Regions from separate parts of the Homo sapiens genome. Here all the other regions are linked to region 3. Evidence: chromatin loops called from intact Hi-C (ENCODE). Cell type or tissue: GM12878. All regions are shown on one strand. Each heading gives the region's core, and the rest is flanking DNA. Links, peaks and the distances in the headings are about the cores only.

Evidence for each region. A loop is a pair of places that touch in the nucleus more often than their neighbours do. Peaks named below come from ENCODE experiments on the same cell type or tissue, not always from the same donor. Only the 100,000 strongest peaks of a DNase experiment are listed, where the experiment ranks them.
Region 1: a loop joins it to region 3, with 4 times the contacts of the local background. A loop is called at or near these places in 11 of 110 quality-filtered maps.
Region 2: a loop joins it to region 3, with 15 times the contacts of the local background. A loop is called at or near these places in 2 of 110 quality-filtered maps.

Annotation. Positions count from the first base shown.
Region 1 is chrX:136,273,091-136,281,221 of GRCh38, reverse strand. No RefSeq gene overlaps it. Among named protein-coding and RNA genes, the nearest start is that of ADGRG4, 24 kb to the left of the region's middle. In GM12878, for the core only: no CTCF peak of the experiment used is centred there; no DNase peak of the experiment used is centred there.
Region 2 is chrX:135,629,122-135,637,252 of GRCh38, reverse strand. It overlaps the pseudogene SAGE4P. Among named protein-coding and RNA genes, the nearest start is that of CT45A1, 80 kb to the left of the region's middle. In GM12878, for the core only: a CTCF peak has its summit at 4,730 (motif pointing left); a DNase peak (open chromatin) is centred at 4,682.
Region 3 is chrX:136,690,322-136,698,452 of GRCh38, reverse strand. It overlaps ARHGEF6 (Rac/Cdc42 guanine nucleotide exchange factor 6), which reads left to right. Exons shown (of 22, transcript NM_004840.3): 10 at 7,705-7,843. Among named protein-coding and RNA genes, the nearest start is that of CD40LG, 46 kb to the right of the region's middle. RefSeq lists an enhancer at 3,573-3,672. In GM12878, for the core only: a CTCF peak has its summit at 3,454 (motif pointing right); a DNase peak (open chromatin) is centred at 3,596; H3K27ac peaks cover 465 bases.

The DNA.
Region 1 (8,131 bases), core at 2,435-4,934, 420 kb after region 3:
GTTTAACAAAAGTTACCAGGTTAATGTGATGTGAGGAGTCTGTGACACCACAAGACTAGGTTGGGACAGTTGGGAATGAGAGAGAGAAAATGGGATCAAGAGAGACTTTAGTGAACTCATGGTGAAAACAGCCTTCTGTAGGGGTACTTCTGCCCTAAAGGAAGCTGTTCAGAGAGAGGCACACATTTCCTGACATTACTACTCACATGTTATCACAAGATTCTCTCTAACTGGCTGAAGAGACCCATGTGGCCCTAGAAGCTATTACTCCCCCAATGACATCTCTGTCTCCACACACTGCACCATGCCCTGCAGGAAGGTCCTGAGATGGTTGAAGAAGTCATTACTTATATTACTACTACATTGCTATTCACATTTCAGCTCTCTAACTGGCTGAAGGGACCTATAGGAGGGAGAAGACATGGTGCCTCCACTGTGGGGCATCTAATTAAGGTTTCTCATTGGTGGAAGGTGGCCCAATGGCTGACTTCCTTCTTAATGACATCCTCTGTAACAGCAGTCAATGTGCTGGCTTATCACCCAGCACCTCATACGATAGGGTCAAGTCTTTTTTTATTTTATTTTTTAACGAGATAGCCCTAAAAGTAATTCTCTCTCCGTGACACCTTGACCTATACACACAGCATTGTACCCAGGAAAAGGACATCAGAGGGTTTCAGAAGTCATCCCTGACATTACTAATTACTTGTCTGCACAATGTGCTCTCTGTGTGACTGAAGGGATCGTCTGTGAGCCATGATGCCCCCACTGTGAGGCATTGATGTCCTCTTTACTGAGGTTTCCCATTAGTGGAAGCTGGCCAATAGCCATCCTCCTGCTTAACCAAGGTTTTTTTTCTGACTAGCCAATGTGCTTGATTTTCACCACAGAACTCTAGGTCATAGGGCAAGACCAGTAAAGGTAGAGGAGTGGCCTTATATGACATCTGCACCTCCACCCACTGCACCCACCTGAGAAAAGTACTTGAGAGAGTTGCAAAAGTGATCACTTCTATTACTAACACAATACTATTCACATTTCAGCACAATATTATCAATGAAAGGCTAAGGGGACCCACCAGAGGGAGGAGCCACAATGCCTCCATTGTGAGGCATTGATGTCCCCTTTATTAAGATATTATATGGGGAGCACCATATTTTAAGGCCATCTCAATACTTTTTAGCGACCTGACCCTGAGACTTGGGGTTCTGGGGTGGGAATTGAGCACACTGGCTGCTGACACAGATGCCTTGGTTAAGTGGAAGTGCAGACACTGGACAGCTCTCACTAATGGGGAAACCTTAGTAGAGAAGATACCAATGCCTCACAATGGAGGCAGCATAGTTCTTCCCTCCTAAGAGTGCCTCTAGCTACTCAGAGAGCACCTTGTGCAGATGTGTGAATTGTCATGTTAGGAATGAGTTCTGCAACCCTCTAATCTCCTTCCCCTAGGTTAGAGTGCAGGGTATGAATGTGGAGGTGTCATAGTGAAAGGATTGCATTCTAGGGTCACCTCTATTCCTCTTAATGGCTCTATCCTGATTTGGGGTCCTAGGGTGGTAACACAAGCACATTGGCCGCTGACACAGAAGCTGTGATTAAGTAGGAGGGCTGCCATTGGCCAGCTCCCACCAATGGGAATCCTTAGTAGAGAGATCATCAATGCGTCACAATAGAGGCATCATGGCTCCTCCCTCCCAAGGGTGTCTTCAGCCACTCAAAAAGTACTTTGTGATGATATTTAAATAGTAATATATTGGTGCTGTAGTAGTGATAGTGTTAGTAATAGAAATGATAAACTCTGCAACACTCTCAAGTCCTTCCCCTAGGAAGGACTTTGCAGTGTTTTGCCATGCAGATATCATATGGAGAGTACTACTTTCTGGGGCCACCCCACACCCTTGAATGGTCCAACCCTATGATTTGGAGTTCTGGGAGGAAGAAGTCATGCACATTGTCTGCTCATACGGTGGCCTTGGTAAAGTAGGAAAGCAACAATTGGCCAGCTTTCACCAATGGGAAATCTTAGTAGAGAGGACATCAATACCTCATAATGGAGACATCATGGTTCCTCCCTCCAGGCTCCCTTCAGCCACTCAGAGATCACCTTGTGCAGATATTCTAGTAATAATGCCAAGGATGAGTTCTGCAACCCTCTGATCTCCTCCTCCTGGGTAGAGTGCAGTGTATGAATGTAGAGGTGTCATGGGGGGAGCACTACTTTATAGGGCCAACCCTATTGTTTTTAATGACCTGACACTATGATTTGGGGTTCTGGGGTGTTAAAGAAGCACTCTGGCTACTGGTACAGAGGATGTCATTAAGAAGGAGGGCAGCCATTGGCCCACCTTCCACCAATGGGAAGCTTTAGCTAGAGGGGACATTACACCTCACAATAGAGACATAATGGCTCCTCCCTTCCTTGGGTCCCCTCAGCCTCTGAGAGAAACTTCTGCTGAAATGTAAATAATAATGTATTAGTAATACTACTAGTAATAGAAGTGATGACTTCTAGAGCCCTCTCAAGTTCTTCTCCTAAGGACATTTCAGCACAAGTTTCTCTCAGAGGCTGAGGGGACCCAAGGGAGGGAAAAACCATAATGTCTCCATTGTGAGCCATAATATCCTCTCTAGCTAAAGCTTCCCATTGGTGGAAGGTGGGCCAATGGCTGCCGTCCTTCTTAATGACATCCTCTGTAACAGCACAAGGTGCTTAACACCTCAGATTCCGAAATAAAGGGTTGAACCATTAAAAGAAACATGGGTGGCCCTAGAAATTAGTGTTCTCTCCCTCCCATGACTTCTCCACATCCATACACTGCACGCTTCCTAGGGGAAGGAGGTCAGGGGGTTGCAAAACTCATCCCTGACATTACTATTTACACATCTGCAGAACCTGTTCTCTGAGTAGTTGAAGGGCCCCTTCGGAGGAAGGAGCCACGATGCCTCCATCATGAGGTCCTGACGTCCTCTCTACTAAGGTTGCCCATTAATGGAAGCTGTCCAGTGGCTGCACTCCTATTTAATCAAAGCCACTGTATGACTAGCCAATGCGTTTGACTCCTAGAACCCCAAATCATACGGTTGGACCTTTCAAAAGTATCAGGGGTAGCCCAGAAGTTAGTGCTCCCCCTATTATATCGGCACTTCCACACATAGTACCCTCCCTAAGGGAAGGACTTTAGAGGGTTGCCGAGGCCATCACTTCTATTACCAATACTATTATTAATACATTACCTATATATTACTATTCACATTTCAGTGCAAGATTCTCTCTAATCAGTTGAAGGGATTCATGAGAGGGAGGAGCCATCTATGCCTCTATTGTGAGGCATAGATGGCTCCTCTAAGGTTTCCTATTGGTAGAAGATGACCAATGGCAGCCCTCCTACTTAATCACAGATTCTGTGTCAGCAATCTGTGTACTTGTTCACACCCCAGGACCCCAAATCATTACAGTAGAGCCATTAAGAGGAACAGGGTTGTTCCTAGAAAGTAAAGCTCCCCACATGACACCTCCACATCCATACCCTGCCCTCTACCCAGGGGAAGGAGATCAGAGGGTTGCAGAACTAATTCCTAACATTACTATTCACATGTCTGCAGAAAGTGCTCTCTGAGTGGCTAAAGGAACCTTTGGGAGGAAGGAGCCATGATGCCTCCATTGCAAGGCATTGATGTCCTCGCTACTAAAGTTTCCCACTGGTGAAACCTGGTTAATGGCTGCCCTCCTACTTAATCAGAGCCTCTATGTCAGCAGCCAGCATGCTCGAATTTCATCAAAGTACCTCATGTCATAGATTAAGGGCATTAGAAGCAATAAGGGTCACCCTGGAACATCTGTGCTTCCTCATACCACTTCCACTTTAACCCAATGCATCCTGCCCTAGGGAAGGAGTTCAGTGGGTTGCAGAAGTCACCCCTGACTACACTATTCACATGTCTGACCAAAGTCCTCTCTAATGGCTGAATGGGCCCATGGGTGGGAAGAGCCATGGTGCTTGTATGGTGTTGACTGACCTCTCAATCTACAGATTCTCATTGGTGGAAGCTGGGCCAATGGCTAGCCTCCTACTTAATAGTAGTCTTCTCTCTCTGCCAACCACAGGTGGGGTCTGTGTCAGATCTAAAGGTAAAAAGGTCTCTCTCCCATTACCACTCTCCAGAGTATACAAAAAGCATATATGGGTTTTTATGAAGAGATTATTTAAAAGCTCATAGTCTTGAGACATTAAGTGATGAATGTCACTGAGAGTTTGTGGAATAGGATAGACTATTTTACACAAAGTGGGAAAGATATTTTAAAATCTCTCAATCTGATTATATGTAAATGTATATAATATCTGGTCTATATTATTTATATACTACATACATATATAATATTGATCAATTAATTAATAATGATATTGTCAGTCAGCAAAAGTATGGGCCTTTTCCTGACCCCAGTTGAATCTTTTGAAACTGATTTTAATTTGCTTTTGGGATATATATATGAATTGGGCCATGGTTGCTATGGAGATCTCAAAGATCATCCAAACTTCTCTGTGGTTATGTCTGAAATGATGTCTTTGGGGAGATTCAAATTATGAGGATGAGGACTGTGGGTGTCTGCCTCTCAAGATGCCACTTGTTATCAGCTACCATCATCTACTAAACCAGAAAGACTCATAGATTCCCTATCTTAATAGATGATTACATTTCATAGTAGATCTTTTATCCTGTCAACCATCCTGAATAACATACCAAATTAATTTGGGGCATAAATGGATGTGCTTTTTAGGAGAATTTGGCTCTATTTTCAGCTGTGAATTATGCATTAGTAAGAATTATTTGGACAGCATTCATCATCGTTTCCGAAGTTAATGAAATTCCATTACACTTCAGTACATTTTCATTTTACCCAGTGGTAAATTAATTCTCCTTCCCTCTTTCTCTCTGTCTCTATCTCTCATTCCTCTTTTGCATCGTTTACAGTAGTTACAGAGGGGGAAACATGGAGAGGCTTCATAACTAGAACAGGTTAAATAAGGGCCAGGAAAGACAGATGTTAACTGATTCTGTCTAAAATAATGATGTGCTCTGTAACTCAATGTCAAGATGAGCAAGAAAGGCTGCTTGTTTTCATAACTGCCACTGCTGTTTCCACTGCTCAAGAATTGAGGGCGGGATTGGCACTGGGGGGCTTAGCTGGGCTATAGCTTAGAAGCCTGGTCCCTCATCTTGACGCACTGCTCACACTTCTGAGGTTCTAGCAGGAGCAGCAGCACATAACACCCAGCCACGCTGCGGAATAGACTACTTGACTTGGGGAGGCTCCTTCGGCAGATGAGAAAGCCAGCAGCTTTGCAAAGTTCAGCTTTGCCCCATTGAGGAGAAGCAAGCCTGGAGCTCTCCTCGGTGCTAGCTGTTTGTGTTCATTATTGGCCTGGTCCCACCCTGTGTGTCTAGCCCTAGTCATAGCCCAAGCTAATCCTGCTCCCACAGGTCTCCTGCCCAATAGGTAAACAAATCTTCTCTCCAGTTCCCTAGGAACAGACCAAAGTGCATCCTGGAAGCTACTTTGGCCCTGATCCCTCACAGGTGGCTGTGTATGTTTCTAGACTCTTCTTCCAGCTAATAGTGTAGTGGTTAAAAGGGAGTTATCACTCTGAACACAGAGAAAGCAGGGTTTGAGTGCCTTGTACTACTGTGGGAATATTGTCAAGTTCTGTACCAACTTGAGCCCTGGTTTCCACAGCATAAAATGGAGACAACGTCTCTCTCACAGACATATTACGGGGAGGAAATCAGATAACATATGGGAAAGTACTGAGCACATGGGCTGAAACTTAGTGAGTGGCAGTTATTACAATTGTTTCTAGTTCATTCTAATGCTATTTACTGACTATTTTCTGATTCCCTCCTCCTTTTCTCTTCTATTTGCAGTTATGTGCAGCCTCCTGCCCACCCTCTGCAAGGTTCAGAGGGGTCATGGTAGCCACGAAAGTGTGGCTAGCCTTAAACACTCATTCTAATACCCTGGACTTCACAGTCTCAGCCAGTCTAAGCATGCTGTTTGCTTCATTTCCCATTCTTCCAGTCACATAAGCATGCTCAGACACTTATGTTCACATTGATTATTTAGAAGTTGGCACTGTGCCTATAGAAAATTTGGGAAGGGTAGGACTTTTTTACTCTCTTTAACTGTTTCATTCACCCCAGCAATGCGTCCCATCAGGTACTGTGCTAGGCCAAAAAAAAGAGCACCTGCTCCATTTCAGGTAGATTTCAGGGTCCCTCATTTGAATAGGCCCCTGTAAGTGCTGGGAGTCACAGGATGTTCTAGGTGGAAAGGGATGTAGATATCAAAGTCACCCCCAAGATGATGCAGGACTTGAGAAGGAGAAGATAATTTTCAAAGTGTCTAGTGGTTTCATTATACAAGTAATATGTGACATATTATATTATAAACCTTCTGCCTTTAGGCAGATTTGTGGGTTTTTTTCTTTTTTCTTTTTTTTAGAAAATTGAAATTTTGAACCCTTTATAGAGGAAAAAGTCTTCCAAATTCCTAAATACCAAAACCATACAAAAACAACTCTATTTCTATGGCTGAAAAAGTCCTCAATGAATCAATTCTGTCAGAGCAATTAGAAATGACCCCAGTCAGATGGATTGTTTTCTGGTTAATGGTATTTGGCCAAACTAACCGGAATGAAATCAACCAGATGGCAATCCCATTGATTTTACAAACATGGGTCATTTTAGAGTCCAAAAAATGGCCTTCCAATGAGCACTTCAGACATGTGATAACACCACAGACTCTTGCTTATATTAATATATATTAACCATCACTTTAGATTACTTTTCAGGTTGATTTAATTGCCCCTTGTATACAATATATGTTTATTCAGACTATTCAATGCTCTTGATTTCAATTAACTCCAGACAAATCCCTCTCAGAGCAAAAGGCAGAGAGCGTAGGTTTATTTGCCTATATTAACCAAATTGGCAGGTAGTCAGGCAAACACAACCATAGCAACATCTGTGTAGTAAGCTGCCCAGAGCTCCCAAGGCTGGAGAGTGATGCAAGTCAGGTGGAGATAAGAGAGTACCTTGATTGTCATTTATAGTTGTCAGGGAACTGACAGAACTGGGGAGGTGCCCTACTCTTGCTGAAAGCAGAAGTCATTAATGAGGGGGAGTAATCAGTATTGATTATGAAAGGTACAGTAAATCTTATGACCATATGTATCCCCTTATCAGGAGATATTCTCCAGGAGTCACCAATCCTGGGAAACTCAGATGGTTGTGACTAATTTGGAGCACAGAAAATTTGTACATAAAATTATTAGCTAAAAAGCAGCATGATATAGTCACTGAATTAATCTGGGCACCAGAAGGCCAGGGTGTTGGTCTTGACTCCACACTGTGTAACCTCAGGCAAGACTTTCCTTTCCTCTGCCCTCACTAGGTTCACCTGCAAAAGGAAATGAGTTACACTAAATGGCCACCAAGGTGTCCCTCTCTCTCTCTCTTTCTCTCTCCCTCTCTCTCTCTCTCTCTCTCTCTCTCTCACACACACACACACACACACAGTCTCTCTCTCTTTCTCCCTCTCTCTCTCTCTCTTTCTCTCTCTCTCTCTCTCTCTCTCCCTCTCTCTCCCTCTTATTCTACCAATTCCTCTCTACTAGGAGGGATCTAAAGTAGTCATTAATTTCTTCAAATTGGAGAAAATGGATATTCTCTTACCAGTAGAAATTGTTCCCAGAAGTATCTAATTTTAATATAAATAATATCAAATAAACTTCTCTCTTTAGACCAGGCTTCAGGCTGAGATCATGAACTTGCCTTTCTCCAGGGTTCTTTATTTTACTCTGGAATGACTTAGTCACCACACAACACGTGGCCACTACTGTTTTTAGCTACTGGCCCTGTCAGGACCTGCTTCTATAACACTTTTTTTTCTTTGAGATGAAGTCTCACTCTGTTGCCCAGGCTGGAGTGCAGTGGCGGAATTTCAGCTCACTGCAACCTCCACCTCCAAGGTTCAAGCGATTCTCACTTGGAGATTCTCGTGCCTCAGCCTCCTGAGTAGCGGGTTTACAGGCACCCGTTTCCAGACCTGGCTAATTTTTGTATTTATAGT
Region 2 (8,131 bases), core at 3,503-6,002, 1.1 Mb after region 3:
ATTGCAGTCCCTCCAAGAAAGTAGTGTTGCTTGTGGATTATAGTTTTTATAATTGTGGCAGTTCTAGTGGCTTCTAATTGGCCTTTCCATCATAGTAGCCCTCACTTTGCGGGTCATAGAACCAATGTGGGGATTCTGCCAGTCACTGAGTATGATCCCAACTATGCATTCTGAAACTGGGAAACAACCAGAGGGTGGATTCATGGACCAACTTAGTCCACTGTACGTTGGACCTGATGTAAAACCACATGGATTACCTGATGTAAAATCACATGATTACCAGAAACTACAACTCTTATTAGAAGAGCATAGTGACATTTTGGGTATCCTGGAATTAGCACCAGTTCAGAGCCATTATCAAGTAATTCCTGAGAATTCTGATTATTTACTTCTCCACCATGACCTGCCACACTAATAATTGGCCACAGGTCTGTTGGGGAAGGTGGGGACAAGGATTAACAGCATTGTTATTTGGCAGTGCAGCATGATCTTTCCTCAAGGGCAAGCCTGCAGTAATGTCTGATTAAAGAAGAGAGCCACCACAATCTCCTCACAGATTTTTGGGCTCCCCTTACCAAGTAATTTCTTGCAGCCTTGGTGAAAGTCACATCATCTGGACATCCAGCGTGGCTGAGCAGTTCTTCCAGGATAAAGTCACTCTCACATTCCAATGTCCTTAAGCCTTTGGAGTATATCAAGGAAGTCCTTGAACTTCTCCTTAATTGACGATAGTCAACATTCGGTTTCTCATTTTAGCTAACCAACCAAGCAAACTGCTAGAGCCATCCTTATCCTCTCAAAGAGAAACACTGAATCCAGAGCCTTGGCTTAATGACCCTTGGCTTAATGACTATATAGCAATAAGTTTGGTGTGAATCAAATTAATTTTTCTTCCACCTCATACCCCACCCTCAAGAACTATTTGCACACAAAGTCTCTAGGTTTCTGCCTATCAGCATTAAAAAAATCAGTAGTTGTTAAGGTAAATTTTATGCCTACTAATGGGTCACACCCATGTACCCTCTAGTTTGGGGCTGGTGGAAACTTTAGTCTTACAGGGTTTTGAAGGAAGACTTACTAAAATCCGTGTCCCTCCTTTTTCTCTCACCTTGGAGGAGAGGGAACTCTGCAGAAGCTGAGCCCTTCAGAGCAAATCTAAATGCACAAGGCCCTTTACACTTGACTAAAGTTAGATGTCTCTTCCTCAGAGAGACCTTCCTTGACTACCAGGTTCAAAGTACCATCCACTCATGTTCCATCTCTCCACCTGATTTCTGCTTTTGGCCAATAACATATTCCATAGTTGCTCTCTTTCTTTAGTGCATTTGCCCTCAGCTGGAATGTAAGATTCATGAGAACAGTTTAGTTCACTGTTTTTTTTCATGCCTAGATAAGTACCTGGCACTCAGAGAGTTTTTAGTCAATATTGAATAAATGAATTACGGATTTTTTTTTTTTTACTATTCACCACAATCCTAGAGAATAGCTGCTGTTATCATCCTCTGTTTACAGAAGAGGATATGGAAACACAGAGAGGTTAAGTAACTAGTGCCAGGTCATAGGCATGTAAGTGCATACCTGCAGCAGCACCTCATCTCCAGCTCTGTCTTGAACCCAAAGCACTTTCCACTTGTCCAGTGCAGCCTCACCATACACTCCAGCTTTAGGCTCCTCCTGACACACAGCCTCTCATCCTGTTCTACTCATCACATGACCCTGATTCCAGAACTTTCTCCACTCACTCGTCTCTTATAGGGTCTCTCAGGAGAAGGAAGGCTTGGCTCCCATCTTCTGCTTCTGCCTCTGCCACAGCCTCTCAGCTCTGAGTACTCCTAGGAAGCTCCCTCCTGCCAGGGCCAAATTACCCTCACTCAGCTTATTGCTGGCCTTCCGGGCTAGACTTCACTCTGTTTACCCCAGAACAGATCACTGAAAATCAGCAAATGACCCATCCTGAACTTCGCTCTGCCCAAGAGCTGCAACGACTATTAGGTACTTGGCCATAACCATTTCCTATATGCCATACCAACCCAGGGAGGACATCTCATGAGCAATGAAAACATGCTGGGCATTGCCTATGACTTCTTACATTCATGCTCACCTTCAATCCCCACACAACCTTTTGAGATAGGAGCTATGGTTTCTACTTAACCCCTGAGGAGACTGAGCCTTGAGAGATTAAGTCATTTGCCCAAGGTCAGACAACTGGCTGGCAGCTGAACCCAGATTTAAACCCAGGTGTTTCTAATTCCACTGCCCATGCTCTAAGAACTCTACAGCAATGTGAGTCTACTACACAAAAGGGTGGCTAGATTTCTTACTAAACTGAAATCCACAAACTGAAAAGTGTGAAGATTTTGTGTTGCCAAGTGAAGAAGTCCATGGCAAAAACTCCTTTCACCTTAAAGTATGATGCACCTCTGAACCAGGTTCAAGAGACTGTAACAGAAGGCTAAGTGTCCCTTGGCAGATGCTTTATATTACTGCAACAGGGAGCCTGTATAAAAAGGGATGTCCTTACTTTTGAAAACCTACACCTAGAACAGTAGTCTCTTTTCCAAGGGAGATACTCAGAAAAATCAATTCACACTAAACAGTGGAGATTCTGCTTAAAGCTCAAGTCAAGCATCTTAAATCGGGCTGTCTTCCTGCCTCCAAAGTGCCTGTTGCCCTGTCCACAGGCTGCACTCCATGGCGGACATCTCTGTACCTTTTCAGTTTCTCCTGGGGGTTAGGGGTCATCAGAGTCTGTCTCTCTGTAGTTGTCACGCAGCACTGATGAGCCCTGCTAGTATCATTCATCTTTGCCCTCATCGTTAGTCCACAAATTTTCTGAGTGCCAACTATGCCCAGGCATGGTACAGACACTCGGAATGTTACACCTCTTTCACTCCTCCTGAGGATTCCATGGAGTAGAAGTTACTCACCCCATTTTACTGGTGAGGAAGTTCAGGCCAAAGAAGATGAGGTGATGACCCAAGTTGCACTGTCGGTAAATGGTAAATCCAAATCTTGACGGTTGAGGACAACCAGACAGGGCCACCAGAGCCAGCAGATGCTTTTAGGAGACTTGGTGAGGGGGGAATGGCAATAACCTGTGGTATAATGTCCCTGCCCAGGCTGCCATGCCAGACACAACCTGATGATTCTCAAAAGAGCTTTTGCTTTAAAGTAGGTCTTCTCTGATGGTGGAAAAGCATGGTTCCCACAAGGTTTTGCCCACTGATGTGTAGGCAGTCCACAAATATACTTGATGTTCTGCTTAAAGCTGACTTTCACAAGTGGGATATCCAACGTATGTAATGCATTAGTCTCAGAACCAGAATGAAGAAGTTTCTGAATAAGTTGTTACAGAACGTAAAATTATGTATGCAGAGATCTTTCCATTTGAGAAAGTTCCAAGTGCTCTGCAAGTCTTGTGAGAGAGATTAGTAAAAGTCATGCCCAAGGAAATGTAAAAAGGGGAATATAGATATTTGCCTTTTCCCAATGTCTGCTATGCAGCCAGTAGTGTGCTGTACAAAACTACGTTTGAACCCAAAGAACTAGTGCCTGCATCAGAACTCAGCTTAGCCACTGTGGGTTTTCTCTGAACTGTGAAGGAAGGACTTAGGATGGACTGGTGCTCCTGGGACACCGGAATCTGTCATCTACAAGGCCAGAGCTTGCTAGCAGGCCCTGGAGCCTCGATGTTGCAGTTTCCAAGGGGAGAGCCTAGAGCCCAACAAGCAGGCTTACTGGAAGAATCTAATCCAGTTGGTGCCCCTTGGGCAATCTCTTTAAGAAACAGGGAAGAAAAGGAGATATAAAGAGGAGGTTTTGGCCTCCTATGGAAAAATATGTGCAAGGTTTTATAAGTTGTAGAATTTGGAAAAATATATGGAATGGAATGTTCTGTAGACTCCAGGTTTTACAGGGTCCAGGAGTGCTTTTCAAGGAAACTGAGTAGCAGTGCAGTCCCACGAAGCTGGGCCATGTCTAGGGAAAAGGGCTTTAAGGAATTCTGTGAACACAGGCTGAGGGCTCATCCCCTGTGCATCAGCTAGCAAGTTGGCAGCAAGAGCTGCCAGGCTGTAGCTGCTGGAGGAACTGGGGGAATCATGGGCTTCTTCCTCGGCCAGCCCCAACTCCACAATGGGCAGGGTGGATATTGTGGATGGAGGGCAAAAAACAAAAACCCAAACCATATTCTTAGACTTTTCAACCAAGAAGGACTAAGGATGCAATCACAGAAGGGGCAGTTGGAAGAGCTTTGCATGGTGAGGCCCCTGCTTCGTATTCCCAACCTCACTTATTGTCACCCACCTGTCCCCCTCCCATCCATCCCTGTGCTGAAGGCAATCCAGCTTCTATGCCGTTCCTCAGACATGACAGGCATATGTCTACTGCTGGCCCTTTGTAGTTGCTCTTTCCTCTGCCAAAATAACTGTTTCCCATTTTGTCCATTTTCCTTTATTTTATTTTATTATTATATTTTTTAAATTTTTTGTAGAGATGGGGTCTTTCTATTTTGCCCAGGCTGATCTTGAACTCCTGGTCTCAAGCAGTCCTCTTGTCTCTGTCTCTCTCAGCTGCCCTTTTTGTTGCTACTTCTGTACTATTCATAATTATACTAGCCATGTGGGTTTCTCTCAATGTTCAATATTCAGGCTATTTTGCTGCTTAGTTTCACTTCTTTCTGGCCACATTTCAGACTCAGCGCCTTTGTTGTCACTCTGGCAATACTTGACTGCCACTTAGTGGCTATTGTGATTTATTTTCTAATCTGATTTTCTGTTTACAAAACAGAGTTTTGAGGGCCACATTAAGAATCCCTATCCCTCCAGACTTTGTTCATTTTCATACAACTTCAGATTGTCCTTTAACAAACTTTCTATGCTGAAAAAAAGATGTGCAGTCAAGCAGATGCCTGGTCCCAGGGATTGCATCCAGGCATTCCAGTTATTATAATTGGGCATAACGAATGGCAAACCAGTGAAGTAGGGAAAGTCTTGTCAGTGAGACATCTGGGCCCCCCAGCTGGCAGTGATGGCCACCTTGGTCAAGGCTGTAGATATCCAGTTCTGGTGAGACCTAGGATGGTGCATGGCAAACACCCGTGACCTCCTAGGGTCTCGGTTTGTGGGAATTCAAGCAGATGCCCTGTATTGCATCGTGGTCCAGCTTGGCTAATAGGGACAGCCATGACCTCCTGGTCTTCTGTATATGTGTCTGTCATTGCAGGATTCTCTTGGCACCACGGGAGCCATCTCCAATACTCTCAATGAAACACCCCTGGGATGTATATTTTAAAAGCTGGAATAATTTGGGTGAGATGAGCTAAAAAAGAAAAAAAACCCTTATCTTCTTTTGTAACACTGTTTAGCCTGGGAAAAAGTCAGCTAACAATGAAAAATGGCCAGAAAATGGAAATGTGAACTTTATTACCATCCTACAGCTAGATCTTTTCTGTACAAATCATGGAAAGTGCCCTGAAGTACCTTATGTGGAGGCTTTTGTGGCCTTATAAGAAAACCCAGCTCTATGTGGCACCTGTGGGCTGAAACCCAGTAAGCAAGGAAGCCACACAGATGCATTAGAAGATCCTCTTTTATTAAGGGAAGGGAACCCAGGCCCCATGACACAAAGATGGCTCCAGATAGGGGCTGTCAGGGACCCTCACTTCCTTCTGAGTCCCCAGCACCCCTGCACTACCAGAGTCTTCTGTGGAATATAATCCCATTTCACTTCCTGTTTATGCTCCTCTTTATGCTCCTTCGCCTTGTGCGTTGCAGACTAGCCTAGCTGGAATAACTCGCAGTGGGATTTCATACCATCCAGGGCCAGAGAATCTGCTCCCTTTATGGGAAGTCCAAATGGAGAAGGGACCATTAGAATACATGTTCCATTCTTAATGAGTGATCTAATCCAGTAAAAGCAAAACCGCAGATACTTCTCAGAAGAACTCAGTGCATTTACCAACGCATGCAAGGCTCTAACTTTGGCCTTTGACTTAACTTGGAAAGGTATACAAGTTGTCCTTTTTATTGCTGTACTCCACAGGAACAATAGAGAATCTGGCTAGCCAGTCAGGGATACATAGATAGCAGGGCAGCTGACCAGCCTGCCACCCATGAAGTGGCAGCTACTGCTGATCTCTCCCAGGACCCACATTGGAATTACAACATTGGAATTCCTCCTTTATCTGGAGGAATAAAGAATATGGATGGACTACATGGTGCAATGCCTCCTGGCAGGGATCAGACAATGTGTTAAAAAATCTGTTTCTTAAGAGAAAGTCAAAGTAGTCCCACAGAGAAAACATGTAAACCCTGCCTTCTTTCAGGGGAGCTTAAAGGATACTTCCAAAAGTATACCAACATAGACCCTACATCTGCTGAATGCCAAGTGTTACCAGGACAAAACTTAATTGGCCAGTCTACTCCAGATATCAGGAGAAAACTATAGAAATTACAATAAGGGCCATAAACACCTATACCTCAATTATTAGAAATGGCTTTTGGAGTGTTTCGTAATAGGAATCTGGCTGAAGAGGAAGGCAGACTCCAGCACAAGAACTGGTGAGATACAGCCCAGTCTAAAAAGATAGCTGTTTCTGTCAGTAGTGTCTTGGAACCTCAAGTCACCCCCAGGAACCTTGAAGCTTGGAAGCCGGTCAACAAACAATCAAGGAGCCTGCTTTAAATGCAAACAATCAGAGCACCAGGAAAGAGGGTGCACCCAACTGCCCCTGGGCCATGCCCAGTCTGTAAACAGGATAGCCACTGGGGAATGGATTTTCCTGAGCCCTGAAGGGGAAAGGGGACATCCTCCTTCAAGATGGCACTAACTCAAGACGGAGGAGGCTAAGGGATCCAGACAGCCCCCATTGAAAAGGACATTCCAGTCACCGATCTGGAACCCTGGCTGACCCATGACATGGTAGGTAAGAATACTGATTTTTAAAATCAATACCGGGGACTCCTACTCTGTATTAACTTCTCAGTTGGGTCAGTGACCTTCAAAATTGTACCATAGCTGGGGTCAATAGGAAACCCCGTTCTTAATATTTTACTTCCTTACTCACATGTCACTAAAGAGATCAGTTAAGTAACACTTCTTGTTGCTTATTCCTGAGTGTCCTACCCTGCTTTTAGAGAGCGATTTATTAAATATCATGGAAGGCATCTAATCACTGAAAGGCACCAGTCCCTCCCAAATGGTCCTCACTGCAGGGCCAACAGATCACCTCCCTATATCAATCTTAGAACAAGTAAAACTTGCCGTCTGGGATGACAGGGTACTCAGAAGAGCCCTTTGGGCTGAACCCATGGTCATTAAAATACAGGACCCCAATAGGTACCCCAAGGAAAACCAATATCCCCTAAAGTTAGAAGCTAAAAAAAGATTGAAGCCCTTAATTTCTAAATTCTTACAACATGGCTTACTAGTGTCCTGCCAATCACCTTGTAATACTCCTATTCTGCTAGTCATAAAACAAAATGGAGAATATCCAATGGCACAAGACATGAGAATCATAAACGAGGCAGGAACCCTCTTCATCCCTTAGTAGCTAATACCTATACCTTGTTAACCAAATTCCAAGACATTGCCAATGTTGTAGCGTACTAGACCTTAAAGAGGCCATCTGTTTGTATCCCAGTGCACTTGTCCTTTCAGTTTCTATTTGCCTTTGAATGGACAAATATAGGAAACGCCCATGAATAGTATTGCTCCAGGGCTTTCAAGATAGCCCTCACCTGTTTGCACTAGCCCCAGGCAAAGATCTTTGAGAATTACAACTTAGTTAAGGCAGCCTCCTACAGTATTTAGGTAACAACTGAATATGTAATCCAACCCAGGAAACACCTGACAGGAATACCATTACAGTCTTAAATTTGCTTGGAGCAAGCAGATATAAGGTTTCAAAAAAAAGGGGGCACAATTAACCAAACAGAGAGTAACTTACTTAGGGGACATTATAACCCCTGGAACAAGGAAGCTCTCAGGGGAAAGAAAACAGGCCATACCAGAGTTGCCTGGTCGCCAAACCAGGAGACAACTCTTAACATTTCTCGGAATGTCTGCATTCTGTAGAATTTGGATTCTGGGATTTGGACTAATGGCTCATCCTTTATATGATGCCATTAAA
Region 3 (8,131 bases), core at 1,970-4,469:
GTGGACCTCTTTGCATTTATCCTACTTGAAATTCATTGAGCTTCTTGTATGTGTGGGTTGATGTTTTTCTCAAATTTGGGAATTTTAGTCATTATTTCTTTGCATATTTTTTCTGCTCCATTCTCTCTCTCCTCTCTTTTTAGTACTTCCATTATGTATATGTTCTTTTGCTTAAAGATTTTCCATATTTCTCTGAGGCTGTATTCGTTTTTCTTTATTCTTTTTTCTCCTTTTTATATTGCATAATCTCTATTGATGTATTTTAAGTTTACAGATTCTTTCTTCTGCCAGTTCAGATCAGCTGTTGAGCCCCTCTAATGAAATTTTAAATTTCAGTTATTTTACTTTTAAACTCTAGAATGTTCATTTGGTTCTTCTTCTTTCTTTTTGTTTACAATTTCAGCATCTTTATGGATGTTCTCTATGTGGTGAGACATTGTCATCATAGCTTCCTTTACTTCTTTAAGCATGGTTTCCTTTTGTTCTTTGCACATATTTATAATGGCTACTTTGAAGACTTTATTAAGTCTGACATTTTGCCTCTTACTGACAATTTCTGTTGTTTCTTATTTGTGTAAGTTACACATTGCTGTTTCTTTGTGTGCCATATTGTTTTTTGTTGTTGAGAACAAGACATTTTAGGTAATTTTAGATTTCACAACTGTGATACTGATTTCATTCCCCACTCTCTGGGACATGTTTTTGTTGTTTGCTTATGTGTTTGTTTAGTAACTCGATTTGACTATTTTAGTGAAGTCTATTTCGCTCACAGAGTACAATCTCTGGTATCGCTCTTCAGAGGGCACAGCCTTGGTCAGGCATGCAGTCACTCTGGAATGACAGTGGTCTTAGCAGAGCTGTCTTTGACTGTCTCACTCCCTGATCTCTCCTTTAAGCCCCGTTTGGTATCACATCCAGGTGTTAGGCTCTCCTAATTTCCAGCTGATTGGCTCTAATATTTTTGATAATTTCATGGGGACATAAATTGCTCCACCATCTGATCTAATTAAGTTCAAGTGGAGACACTTTTTGAGACTAGACTTTGAGGTTTCTTCTGATCCTTCTTAGCACTTCCTGGCTGTCTGTTTCCCTGGTTCTCTCTCTGGTGACCTAGCTGGCCTATGGGTTAGCTTTTTGCACTTAAGTGACAGGAGCTACCTGCCTCCTTTTATTGGCTTACTACCAAAATCTCCTTTGTTTTGGCAAGAGCTCTTAAGCTTGAATATCCCCACATGCCTTTTTTCCAAATAAAACCAATTTCTTCATGGAGAGCTTCAGAACTCTTCTGTTCCCATGGACTGCGTCTCCCTCTGGGCAAAATCTCACTACTCTGGGAGCTGGGCAGCATGGGTACCCTCTGGTTGCCTCTTCCAGCTTGCCTTTTCCAGCATGGAACTCTCTACCCTACACTTGGGCTGGGGTGAGGGTGATTGGGCCTACTCTCCAGCCTGTGTCGGGGCTGCGTGAAGTGAGCTTTCGACCTCTCAGGCACACTTACCAGGAATTTAGCCTCTTTTACACAGAGTTGAAGGGGAGAGATGTGCTGATGACCTGTCCCTCCTGGTGAGATATCATATTTTTTGACTGGTAGCTGAGAGGCCAGGGAGGCCTCTCTACTTGGTCACAGTTGCCCGGAATGGAGCTTCTGTCAAGCTGAGTTGGGAGGAGGGAGAAAAGGGAGAGCTGGTCATAGCTCAAATGCTGTAAGTTCTCCCTGTTCTTACTGAGTTTTAGTAGATTTTCCTGAATAAATACTTTTTTTCATTTATCTTATATCATTAGGACAACTTCTAGATATTTTATTTATTTTTATTTTTATTATTATTGGCTTTTCAGAGACAAGGTCTTGCTCTGTCACCCAGGCTGGAGTGCAGTGATACAATCATAACTCAACGCAGCCTTGAACTCCTGGGCTCAAGCAATCCTCCCACCTCAGCCTCCTGAGCAGCTGTGACTACAGGCACACACCACCACACTCAGCTAATTATAAAAAAATTATAGAGACAGGGCTTTCACTATGTTGACCAGAGTCTGCTGGTCTCAAACTCCTGGGCTTAAGTGATCCTCCTGCCTCAGCCTCCCAAAGTGCTGGGATTACAGGTGTGAGCCACTGCGCCTGGCCTAAATGGTTTTCACCTGCTACGCTTTTTTTTAACTGAGTAGTGCATCCAATGAATCTCATGCCACCATCTCAAAAGTGGAACTCCTTACTGTTTCCTTTTCTGTCCTTCTGTGCCCTTGCCTGATCTGAGCCTAAACTTTTTATCACTTTTTTAATGTCTCACTTCACAATTCTACCACTTAGAGGCTGTTTTACCCAAGGCAATTCACTTCATTTCTAAGCCTTAATTTCCTCACTTGTAAAATGAGGGTCAAACCACCTACCTTGCAGGATTGATGTTAGTATTAAATGAAATAATGTATACTAAGCACCCAGCACTGTGTCACCATGCCCTATGTGTCCTTTAAACATCTACCTACCAGCTACTAGTTTCTTTTTAGGAAAAAAAGTATAAAATATTTCAAGCATACAAAGAACAGAGATAATATAAAGTACATCCACGTACCCACTATTCAGCTTAAGAAACAAATTATAGATGCAATTCAAGTTCTGTGTATCCCCTTCAATATTTCCTGCTCTTCTCTCCCTCACCAGAGTGAACCACAGTCCTAAATTTGTTTTTGTCATTTCCAGGAATGTTTTCATACTTTTCTACATATCTACAATAAAGAAAAAATGATTCACAGACTTTTTTCCTTTGATGAATTCATAAATGTCCTGTGAATATAAGGGCAAATTCCTTAACACCAGTAAAATGAGCACATGTTCTCCTTTTGATATGAAAACAATATTCTGGATGAATACTGGAAAGAAATGGTTTACCTCAAGTGGCAGACTTTCTGTGGTGTTTAGAGAAGTTTCCATTGTAACTCTATGTGTTAAAATGTTACTGACTACATTTACCTATGTTGGGAATTTAATTTTATAATTAAGTAAAGCTTCCCTCAAACATTATGGTTTGATGTTTGTTACACAGTTGATTTAAAAGATTCTCAAGTTTTTGGTGAAGTATAATGCCCTGTTTAATTTTAGTTAACGGTGTTTTTGAGAATTTTATAATATCCCTTGAAATGATGGAAGACTCACTGGAGTCCTCATAGAACTAAATTTTTATCTTACTGGTTTATTTACAGGTAAAAGGGATGAAAATTAAAATACTTGAGGTTTTTCTCACATGTGCTTTTAATATAATCTCAACTATTTTACATGCATCTAGTGGCAATTTATGCTGACCTATTAAAGGCAAAGCACAGTGAAATGAAATTCACAGAAAATTCACATTAAACATTTTTTAGATGAAGATTTCAGCTGAAATAGGGACATTGGTGGATTTCTGTTCTTTCCTTGCTGAAGCTGTGATGTTCAGGTGAACTTCTTCCTTTCGGCCTTTAGGTGGCAATACCATACCAGGAATGCTTATAACAATTGGCCCTGAGAAGGGATCCAGCCTTAAAATTGTATGATTGCATGCAGCTGTCTTGTTAAAAATGCAGTCGTGTATGGCCTGAATTTGGATATGTAATCAGACCCCAACCTTGATGTGTCCCCATATTTGCATATATTTGAATGGCCGCTCTAGTCTTTTGTTGTCCCCTGGGTGAGGTATTTCGGGATTTCCCCTCCCTCTCCCCTGCTAGCTTGCTATGGTAGCTCCTGTTTCTTCCTGGGAATAACCTCTCTTTTACAAAAATACCCTCTTCTCTCCTGTGCTTGCTTCAGTGTGGCATTCATCCTTTTTCACGAGGGAGAGGGTTAAATGAGAGATCAGAGAGAAGAGGAGTTGGTGCTAAGACAGATCCGGACCTCACTTCCGTCTCTGCTGTGCTGTGCTTTTGCTCTTGTTAGTTCTCTCCACTCTTTGTTTACCATGGTTGCCAGCAATGAAGACTTTGAGAAACCCCCCAAAAAGTTGTGTACTTGCTCTGGGGGCAGGGAGCACGTAAAAAATTCTGAGCCTAGGTTCTGTTCTTTTCTGTCTTTGAAGGGCCAGAGAAGGGAGCAAGTAAGACTGATCACAAACAAAAAGTGGTAGGGACAAGGCCGGGCGCGGTGGCTCACGCCTGTAATCCCAGCACTTTGGGTGGCCGAGGCAGGTGGATCACTGGAGGTCAGGAGTTCCAGGCCAGCCTGGCCAATATAGTGAAACCCCATCTCTACTAAAAGCACAAAAATTAGCCGGATGTGGTGGTGTGCGTCTGTAGTCCCGGCTACCCAGGAGGCTGAGGCAAGAGAATCGCTTGAACCCTGAAGGTGGAGGTTGCAGTGAGCCAAGATCGCACCACTGCACTTCAGCCTGGGCAACAGAGCAAGACTGTCTCAAAAAAAAAAAAAAAAGGAGTGGGGACAAAAAAAGAAGCAAAAGAAGCACACCACCTAATATCTGGGGCTGGATAAATGAAAAAGAGAAGAAAGGGAACCACTCTACCCAGTGTGAGTGGCACTCTTGAAATTTTCCACTGGCCAGAGGCTGTGGCAGCCAGCTCCTCTTGCCTCACCACCCCTTTTGGACCACAGTGATTTCCCCCGAAGGGCTGGTGGGGTAGTAATTGAGGTGGAGAGGAGGAATCTCTGACCTTCTGCTAGGTAGAGTTATGATCATTCAAATTAGAAACCTATACAAAGATGCCACAGAAGCACTTCTATATGAGATGGCTAAGCTCTGTAGTGTTATTATAGTATACATAGCTTTCTTCAGCTTTCCAGTCCAACCCAGAATATCCCAGAGCCCCATCCACCATGCATTCTATGAAATAAATGTATGTTGTTTTAAACAGCATTTATACACTGAGAACTGCTTCTATTGTATCATGTCACATATACAGAACATTTTAAGCTTGAAAAGCAAGTCTTAATCCACTGCTATTTCAAATGGGCTGTATAAAATTCTACATTTAAAAGACAGATTGTTCTTTGGTATAACAATATATATTTATGTATTATATTTGTGTATAATGATACTAATTTGTGTATTATGTTTATTTGGCTAAATAAAATGTGTCTTTTAGGATCTATTTATCATAGATAAAAGGCATTTTAGGACAATTTTGTTCTTTTGTTGCCCTAGTAAAATTATCTTTTCTGAAGAACCAGTGTTTTAATCCAAGATAGTGATCTCATGTTGTACTGAAATAAATTTAAATTGTTTTATGATGTTTAGCAAGCCTAGAAGTTAGAATGCTGCATGGAAGGTAATAATAAGGTACACATTAGCATTTGCTTTTAATTGCTTTCACTCTTGCATCAATTAGAGTAAAATGTTGAGGATGCGGGCAGTCATTTAGTCACTGAAAGAAAAAATAAAACTTGTTTACTAAATTGAAAAGAAATTAGGAAAATGATTTTCTCCAAATTACATTTCTACTCAAATGCACTCCAAACCCGAGTTATTTCCCTAATTATATTTTATATGCAATGAATTTTTAAACCTCTTTATGCACTTTATGCTCTTGGTTGGCAATTGAACATCAATTGAATTTCCATTAAGTTGGAAACCACAGGTACTGGTAGTTTTTAAAGATGTGATTTTAGCAAGGTATTTGTCTTGGGATAATAATAATAATAATGCATCCACTGACTACTTTAAAGTTTACAAAATCCTGTCCTGCAGAGAGCCAGTATGGCATCCTAAAAAGACCTGAGGCTTTGGCTTCAGACCTGAGTATGAATCCCACTGTAGCCACTTACTATCACCCTTCCTCTCAGTTTTCTCATCTGTAAAATGGGGAGAACACCTATGTTGAAATGTTGTTGTCATTAAACAAGAATGAATGCATGTACAATTCTTAGCATGAAATAGTAGCATTAAAACCCCCAATATTTAATCTTTGCAATTTTATTAGGAAGTAGGTTTTATCTCTCTTATAAGCATGAGTCAGTTGAGGCTCAGGCAACTCATCCAGGGTTGCCAACTCTCTTTTATGACTCCAAGTCTAGGACATTTCCCTCCCTTTGGCTACTTCTGGAACAAGACTACGAAAACTGATAAAAGGATTAGCAGCAGGCTGGGTGCGGTGGTTCATGCCTGTAGTCCCAGCACTTTGGGAGGCCGAGGTGGGAGGATTGCTTGAGCCCAGGAGTTCGACACCAGCCTGGGCAAAATGGCAAAACCCTGTCTCTATAATTTTGTAAAAGTTTTATAAAAGGATTAGCAGCAATTGCTAGATATGACCTCTCATATGTGATCTAGACTCCATTAAGGCAGCCATTCCCAGCCCAACATATGTGCCATACTGCATGACTCAAGGCTGCTGTTGCATTAGCTGAAACTCCATCTTTTCTCTCCTGCTCAGAAAAGCCCACGAAGGGAGAGTGTGGGTGGGGATTGCAGGGATAACCTGCAATCCGCTCTGTTTCCAGCCTCCTAGTACTTTATTACTGATAGCAAGTTTTTTGAACACACTTCACACCTTATAGCAGCACACCACAGTTGGGAACCATGGCATAAGACGTGTTCTAGGGAGAATAAGTAGGTCACTTTGCACTAGGGGTTTCCTGCTGGGGAGTAGTGAGAAAGATGGTGGAGCCAGTAGGAGTTTAAAAAGTTAAGACTTGATCTTGTAGGCACTCAGCCTCTTGGGTAGGAAAGCAGTGAGGCTAAAATGGTAGTCTGTAGGACCTGGAAAAAGCCTGGAAGCCAGGAAAACAGTTGGTCTATTGAAGTGAGCCAGATGGAATGAGCTGAAATCCTGAACTAAGGCAGTGGCAGCAGGAATGGAAAGGAATGAACAGATCCAAGAAGATTTGTGACTGACTGGATATGCATGGCCAACCAAAGAGGTAAAAGGGCCATGTAATAAAGCAGAAGTTTCAACATAAGCTGTCACTTAGGCAGTAGGTTTCCTCCTCTAAGTATATTTTGCTTAAATATGTATCAAAATGATCTTGCAGCCCCAGGACTCAATATCCCTGTTGGTGGAAAGTAAACAGTTTGGAACGGTGCTAAACAGCAGAAAAAGCACTGGCTTAGAATTAGACATTTACAGCACACAGTTCATAAAATATTAATATATTTTTTCACCAAGTTACTGCCTTATGGAAGTGTTTGGTTAACCTGCTTCACTGGTTTTTGATATTGGGCTAAGTGACTTTGTGGTTAGTCATACAAACATGCTGGTATCTAAATGCAGGAAGTGATTCTAGAACATTACAAGTGGGTGATACAACCTTGTGGATTGTTATCTTTAGGCACCTGACCAGCCAATAACTAGGACGTTTGAAGTGATTAAGAAAATCTATTTTTTAAATTATACTTTAAGTTCTGGGTCATCTGATACACTGTATATCTCACGCCCATGAATGTAGGCTCCTTAAGGGTGGGGATTTTTTTTTTTTGTTCACTGCTGTAGCCCCATCAGAGAACAGAGCCTGTCACTTAGTAGATGCTCAATCAGTAATTGTTGAATGTGTGACACCAGGGATCATGAGTGTCTGGCTCACCAAAGGAGCCCTGGTGCTGATTTTACAGAAGGAGCTTAATAAAACCTGATTTAGTTGAGCCAAAACAAATTGAACAGCATTTGGACTAGTAAAACACATTTTTATTTGGCTTTATATTGTGTGAAATACAGTAAAATAATTTTAGGTTGATAATTCTTTACATGAGATATTCAACAGTAACAAAATTATATTTGTTCTTTTGCTAGTGATGAGTTGGAACAATTCATGGAAAATCAAGGTGCATCGAGCCCAGGTATCCTCATTTTAACAACAAACCTCAGCAAACCATTCATGCGACTGGAGAAATATGTTACTCTCTTGCAAGAGTTAGAACGGCATATGGAGGTAAGGGAAGGTGAACTTTTTCAAGCTCGTGTGCCAAGTATGGTCCTGTGCTCTGGAGGACGCAGCCAATTTGCCTCCAAAATGGCCTTGCAGAGGAATCAAGGTCTTGGATTCAAAATTTACTTTATCTGTTCTTCCCTCTTCTCAGGCTTCTAGTTTTCCTTTTTATGCAGCAAAATAAGATCCTTACTCTTTGCTACTAGATATTAATGATCATTCTCCCTTTTCGCTCTTCTCTTCCAAGCCTTGGTCCTGTGGCTTCCCTTAAGTCTATGCTTACTTGCTAAC